Regions from separate parts of the Homo sapiens genome. Here region 2 is linked to region 1. A link is a contact called in ENCODE Hi-C or POLR2A ChIA-PET data. All regions are on one chromosome and are shown on one strand. The core of a region is the stretch at or near the end of the contact, and the rest is flanking DNA. Distances in the headings are between cores, read along the strand shown.

Region 1 (2,685 bases), core at 84-2,583:
GAATCTTTTTTTTTTTTTTTTATCGAGGGATGGAACATATAGGAACAGTCAGTTAAGTTTTAGGCAGAAAAAATTTTTAAGGCCCGGCGCAGTGGCTCATGTCTGTAATCCCAGCTTTGGGAGACCAAGGCAGGAGGATTGCTTGAGCCCAGAGTTTGAGACCAGCCTGGGTAACGTGGTGAAACTCATGTACAAAAAATACAAGAAAACGAGCTGGGTGTACTGGCTCAAGCCTGTGGTCCCAGCGACTTGGGAAGCTGAGGCGGAACAATCACCTGAGCCTCGGAGGTCGAGGCTGCAGTGAGTCGTGATTGTGCCACTGCACTCCTGCCTGGGCAACAGAGCAAGACTCCGTCTCAAAACAAAACAAAACAAAAAAAGCTTTTGTGTAGGAAGTAGTTGAAATCAATTGGGTGATTTTTGTCCCTTGGGGGACACGTGGCGGTATGAAGACCTTTTCAGTTGTTACAACTCGGGGAAGAGGAGTGCTACAAGCAAGAGATGCTGCCGAACACCCTGTGATTCACAGGGTGGCCCCCACAACAGAGCCCAAAGTGTCAAAAGTGCCAACATTGAGAAACCCTAATTATTTTTTTTCGAGGTGGAGTCTTGCCCTGTTATCTAGGCTGCAATGCAGTGGTGCAATCTTGGCTCACTGCAACCTCCGCCTCCCAGGTTCAGGCGATTCTCCTGCCTCAGCCTTCTGAGTAGCTGGGCCTGCCACCACGCCCGGTTAAGTTTTGTATCTTTAGTAGAGACGGGGTTTCACCATGTTGGCCAGGCTGGTCTCGAACTCCAGGCCTCAGGTGATCTGCCTGCCTCAGCCTCCCAAAGTGCTGGGATTACAGGCATGAGCCCATACGCCCAGCCAGAGAAACCCTAATTTAATTGGCACGTGTCAGCTGTACCATTTGTCTGTCTGTATTTGTAAAAGGGCCCGGAGGTATAAGCTCGTGTGTCTCAGGAAGCAAGTTATGCCTCCGCCTACTATACCAAATACTATACCAAATGGTGTAATTAGTGGCTGTCTGCAGTGTGAGCTGCTGGTTCCCTCTTTTTGGTTCTCAATGGAAAGGGCCATCCTCAGTATATAGATTAGAAAGATAATTGTAACTTAGTTGTGTTATCTCATGACAGCAGCAAAAGGAAGGTATGTGGTTTCAAAGGTAGGGACCGACCATGCTTTCCCTTAAACGTGTGCTATCCCTGCACGACCTTAAGCCTCTGCATTTGCCTGCAGTGAACTTCCGTCCATGTGCGGACACTCCTCCGCCGGAGCCGCTAGGGGGAACTTGAGGACTGAAAGACATTGCTGTTTCCTGTTTTCCACAACCAGCCGGACCCCACGTGCCCAACTGCCCTGAGTTTCAAGACTGTGCTTTCATAGCTTCAGAATTTATTTCATGGCCAGAGGCTCCGTGAAAAACAGACATTTCTTTTCATGTTGTTGACCAGAATATTTTGCTGGACTTAGTTAAAAAAAAAAAAAAGGAAAAAAAAAAGGCAGGGAGGGTGAGAGATGAATATTTATTTGCTCTTGGATATTTGCATTTTTGAATAATTGGCAAGTAGGAAGCTTTGCCAATTCACTGTTCAGTCTAATAAGGTTTTGAGACGAAATGTACCAACACCCCAAGTACTTTTAGTGTTTTTGTTATGAAACTTTTCAGGGTGACATGAAGCCCTGTGGTATTTGTGAGGAGGTCTATAAATGATGGATTTGCTCACCTCAAAATAGAACTGTAGTCGCTCCAAATTTTCCAGAAGTGGGAGCACAGTGACAGAATTCATTCAGGACTTGCTAATTTCCTACTTTAAATGGGTTACATAACAGAACCGGTCCCGCCTTCGCGCCTCTCAAAACTACCCATGAAGTGATGGTGAAATGTATCATTAAAAGCTAGAAATAGCTCTGCTAAACTCTGGGAAAAAGATGAATTTTTTTCTGATCTCCCTCTCCCCACCCCCCTTTTTTCACCCAAACATTGCATAATGTTAAAAAAGTCAAATCTTTCCGTGGGATTTAATTTCATTTTCCATGTGGCTGTGGTCGGAGGGGTAACTCAAGCACTTTGGGGGCTGGTGGATTTTTGGAGGATCACGCATTCCCGGATCAGTTTGCATCCAAAGCCTTAGCCGAGAAATACACCCAATCCTGGGGTTTCTCCCCATCCCTCCTGCCCCCCTTTTGTGGATGAGTTATCTATAACATAGCATCTTTTCAGAAAGCCTGCCTTCTTGCAGGAATGCCCAAACAAAGCCACCCTCCACTTTCCATGTTGACGTTTTGATTTTGAAATGGATTCCCCCTGAAATTTGGGGTAACTGAGTCACATGTGAAGTCATCGGCCCCACAACCTATGCTTGATACCAAGCCAGGGCTCATTTCTTAGAATTCAGCCAGCAGGTTCTGTTTGCTTACATTAAGAACTTGGTGTTCTAAGCCTGTGGTGTTTGTTTTCAAGAGATTTAAAAGAAATACATTTTTTTTCTTTGATCAGATCAGGTCCAGATAAGCCCAGGACTATTTTTTATTTCCTTTGAGAAAGATTGCAGAGTCCAGAAGGAATGGAAAAAGTGTTGGGGGATGGGTAGGAGATGTGCAGAATATGCTGACATTTTTATTCCTTCATTGATCAAATATTTGCTGAGCACTTCCTATGTGTTAGGCACTGTTCTTGGGGC
Region 2 (2,685 bases), core at 67-2,566, 130 kb after region 1:
TGGGATTACAGGTGCGTGCCATCATGCCCAGCTATTTTTTTTTTTTTTTTTGTATTATTAGCAGAGATGGGGTTTCATCATGTTGGCCAGGCTGGTCTCAAACTCCTGACCTCAGGTGATCTGCCAGCCTCAGCCTCCCAAAGTGCTGGGATTACAGGCATAAGTCACCCTGCCCGGCCTGTTATTTCTTAAATTTAAATTTATTTTTATTGTTGAAACAGAGTCTTGCTGTGTCACCCAGGCTTGAGGGCAGTGGTGCAATCTCAACTCACTGCAACCGCCACCTCCCAGGTCAAGCAATTCTCTTGCCTCAGCCTCCCAAGTAGCTGGGATTCCAGGCACGTACCACCACGCCCAGCTAACTTTTTTTGTAGTTTTAGTGGAGATGGGGTTTCACCACCTTGGCCAGGCTGGTCTCGAAGTTCTGACCTCAAGTGATCTGCCCACCTTGGCCTCCCAAAGTGCTGGGATTACAGGGGTGAGCCACCACACCCAGCCTGTCCGCTGTTATTAACAGAAACTGCCCTCTCTGTAGGAGCGAATTTCTCTAACCAGTCTCTCCTGAGGTTCTTGGATAGATCGTAATTCTTGGCCACCCGGCTTGACGGCGAATTTCAGATAGTCAGGCAATAACTTCCCATTTCCAGGCCTACTTGGGCGATGTGGGGGAACCCTGTGCCGGTGTCAGTTTTCTTCGCTGAACCTTTGCGGTGGCTGCTGCTGTGCTGCAGGTGGGCACAGTTGCAAGACAAAGTCAACACCCAAACTGGTTAAACCAACAGCGTCCTGTTGATTCAGAGCTCATAAAATACAAGAGCCCCCCCAAGCCACTTTATGACGTGCCAGAATCCAGGGGCAGGAGGGAAGCCTGGGGAAGTCACTTTGCAGGGGCCACCTTGAAGCTTAAGCTGGAGCAGAGGTCAAGACTTCACCCGCAGGCCTGAGCCAGGCCCTCAAAGATGACTTTAAAAGCAAGGTGCCTGGTTTGGTTGGAAAACTGCAGGCTGTGCGGTTTGGATTGTCTGCAGTCTCAGAAATGAATGGGAGAAAGGGGGGCTGATGAGGAGGGTGGGTGCAAGCCTGGGAGGCCCACTGGGCTTCCTTAGAGCCTCCCACCCACCCTGGACCTGTCACCCCAATTAGCAGCCATAGGTGATGGAGGTTGCATCAGAGAGCAATAGAGAAGTAGAGCTCAGGAGGGTAATTTGGGCTGCTGTGCGCTGGCTTCAGTTCCTCTTTCAAAAGCTAATTGCTTTGCCTCTGGGTTCTCTGAGGACTGGGGCCTGCCCTGGAGGAGTTCCCCGTCCTCAGGTGGCCTCTTAAGTGTGGAACTTGGCTCTTAAGCAAACGTGCGTGACAAGTCACCCGGAAAGATTGTTAAAATGCAAATGTCTGGCCTCTGCCCGAGAGATTGGGGCACAGAGGGTGAGGGATGTGGCCTGGGTATCTGCATTTTTATCTAGCACCTTCTGACCCTGCGTTGCTGGGGGAAGATTCTGCTACAGGTGACCTGAGAGCCACACTTTGAGAAACACTGGCAACTGGGGTCAAGAAACCTGGGCCAGGCGTAGTGGCTCATGCCTATGATCCCAGCACTTTGGGAGGGCGAGGCGTGCGGATCGCCTGAGCTCAGGTGTTTGAGATCAGCCTAGGCAACATGGCAACATCCAGTCTCTATTAAAAAAAAAAAAAGAAGAAGAAACCTGGGTTATGGCTCAGGATTCACCGAGAACAGCAGTGACCACAGAGGTGACCTGTGTACACACATGCATATGTTTGGTACATATATGCTAAAATATATAAGACAACAATGTCTATGGCTGGCACATACAGCCTCTCAGAAGCTACAGCTTTTAGTGTTGCTAACCTTGCTGACCCATGTTTATTAAGCCAGACACGCTTTTGATGAACTTGTTTAATCCTCGTAATGACCTGTGAAGTGGGACTGTTAACAGCCCCATTTTACAGATGGGGAGACTGAGGCTCAGAGCTGTGAAAACCCCTACAAGGATCAACCAGGGGGGTGTCCAACACTATAGCCTTAACCAAGAGCACGTGCTGCCCTTCACTGAAGCTGAGCTCTGAGCATCTGTCCTCTCCTCTCTAGATGGGAGTGATAGTGTCTTCCTTGCTGTAGGGCTATGATTTAAGGGTTTAAACAAATAAAGTGTTGTGAAAATAACTTAGCAAGAAAAAGAGGGGCATTTTTGAAAGTCAACGATAGCAAAGACCATCATGTCTTGAGTTGTTACTGTGTGCTAAGCATGGGCTGTTTTGTCTTATATAGGATATTTTCTCCTATTGTGGTAAAATACACATAAAATTTACCATTTTAGCTATTTTCAAGTATGCAATTCAGTACATGAAGTACATTCACAATATTGTGCAACTACCACTACTCTGTAGTTGCAGAACTTTTTTTTGTTTTGTTTTGTTTCTTTGTTTGTTTTTTTGAGATGAAGTCTTGCTTTATTGCCCAGCCTGGAGTGTAGTAGCGTGATCTCGGCTCACTGCAACATCCGCCTCCTGGGTTCAAGCGATTCTCCCACCTCAGCCACCCAAGTAGCCGGGATTACAGGTACATGCTACCAGGCCCGGCCAATTTTTGTAGTTTTTAGTAGAGATGGGGTTTCACCATATTGGTCAGGCTGGTCTCGAACTTCTGACCTCAGGTGATCCACCTGC

The links. Hi-C counts contacts between places; a loop is a spot of excess contacts on that map. ChIA-PET counts read pairs that join two places held with the same protein, here RNA polymerase II (POLR2A). Pooled maps may share reads with other maps.
Region 2: a map of OCI-LY7 shows a loop between it and region 1 (6-fold over the local background). The contact joins two enhancer-like sites. A Hi-C loop is called at or near these places in 4 of 168 maps with a recorded cell type or tissue (HCT116, OCI-LY7, esophagus muscularis mucosa and 1 more), 4 of 37 single-sample maps with no recorded cell type and 17 of 50 pooled maps. POLR2A ChIA-PET finds 5 or more read pairs at or near these places in 3 of 52 experiments (IMR-90, PC-9 and Panc1).

What each region holds. Positions count from the first base shown.
Region 1 is chr20:51,593,784-51,596,468 of GRCh38, reverse strand. No RefSeq gene overlaps it. Among named protein-coding and RNA genes, the nearest start is that of NFATC2, 52 kb to the right of the region's middle. Within about 2 kb of position 1,333, at least 9 of the 41 ENCODE cell types and tissues checked have a DNase peak (open chromatin) inside an H3K27ac peak, as active enhancers do; they include OCI-LY7, where a contact is called at or near this core.
Region 2 is chr20:51,459,647-51,462,331 of GRCh38, reverse strand. The region is part of intron 5 of NFATC2 (nuclear factor of activated T cells 2); the gene reads left to right. Among named protein-coding and RNA genes, the nearest start is that of MIR3194, 8.0 kb to the right of the region's middle. Within about 2 kb of position 1,316, at least 4 of the 41 ENCODE cell types and tissues checked have a DNase peak (open chromatin) inside an H3K27ac peak, as active enhancers do; they include OCI-LY7, where a contact is called at or near this core.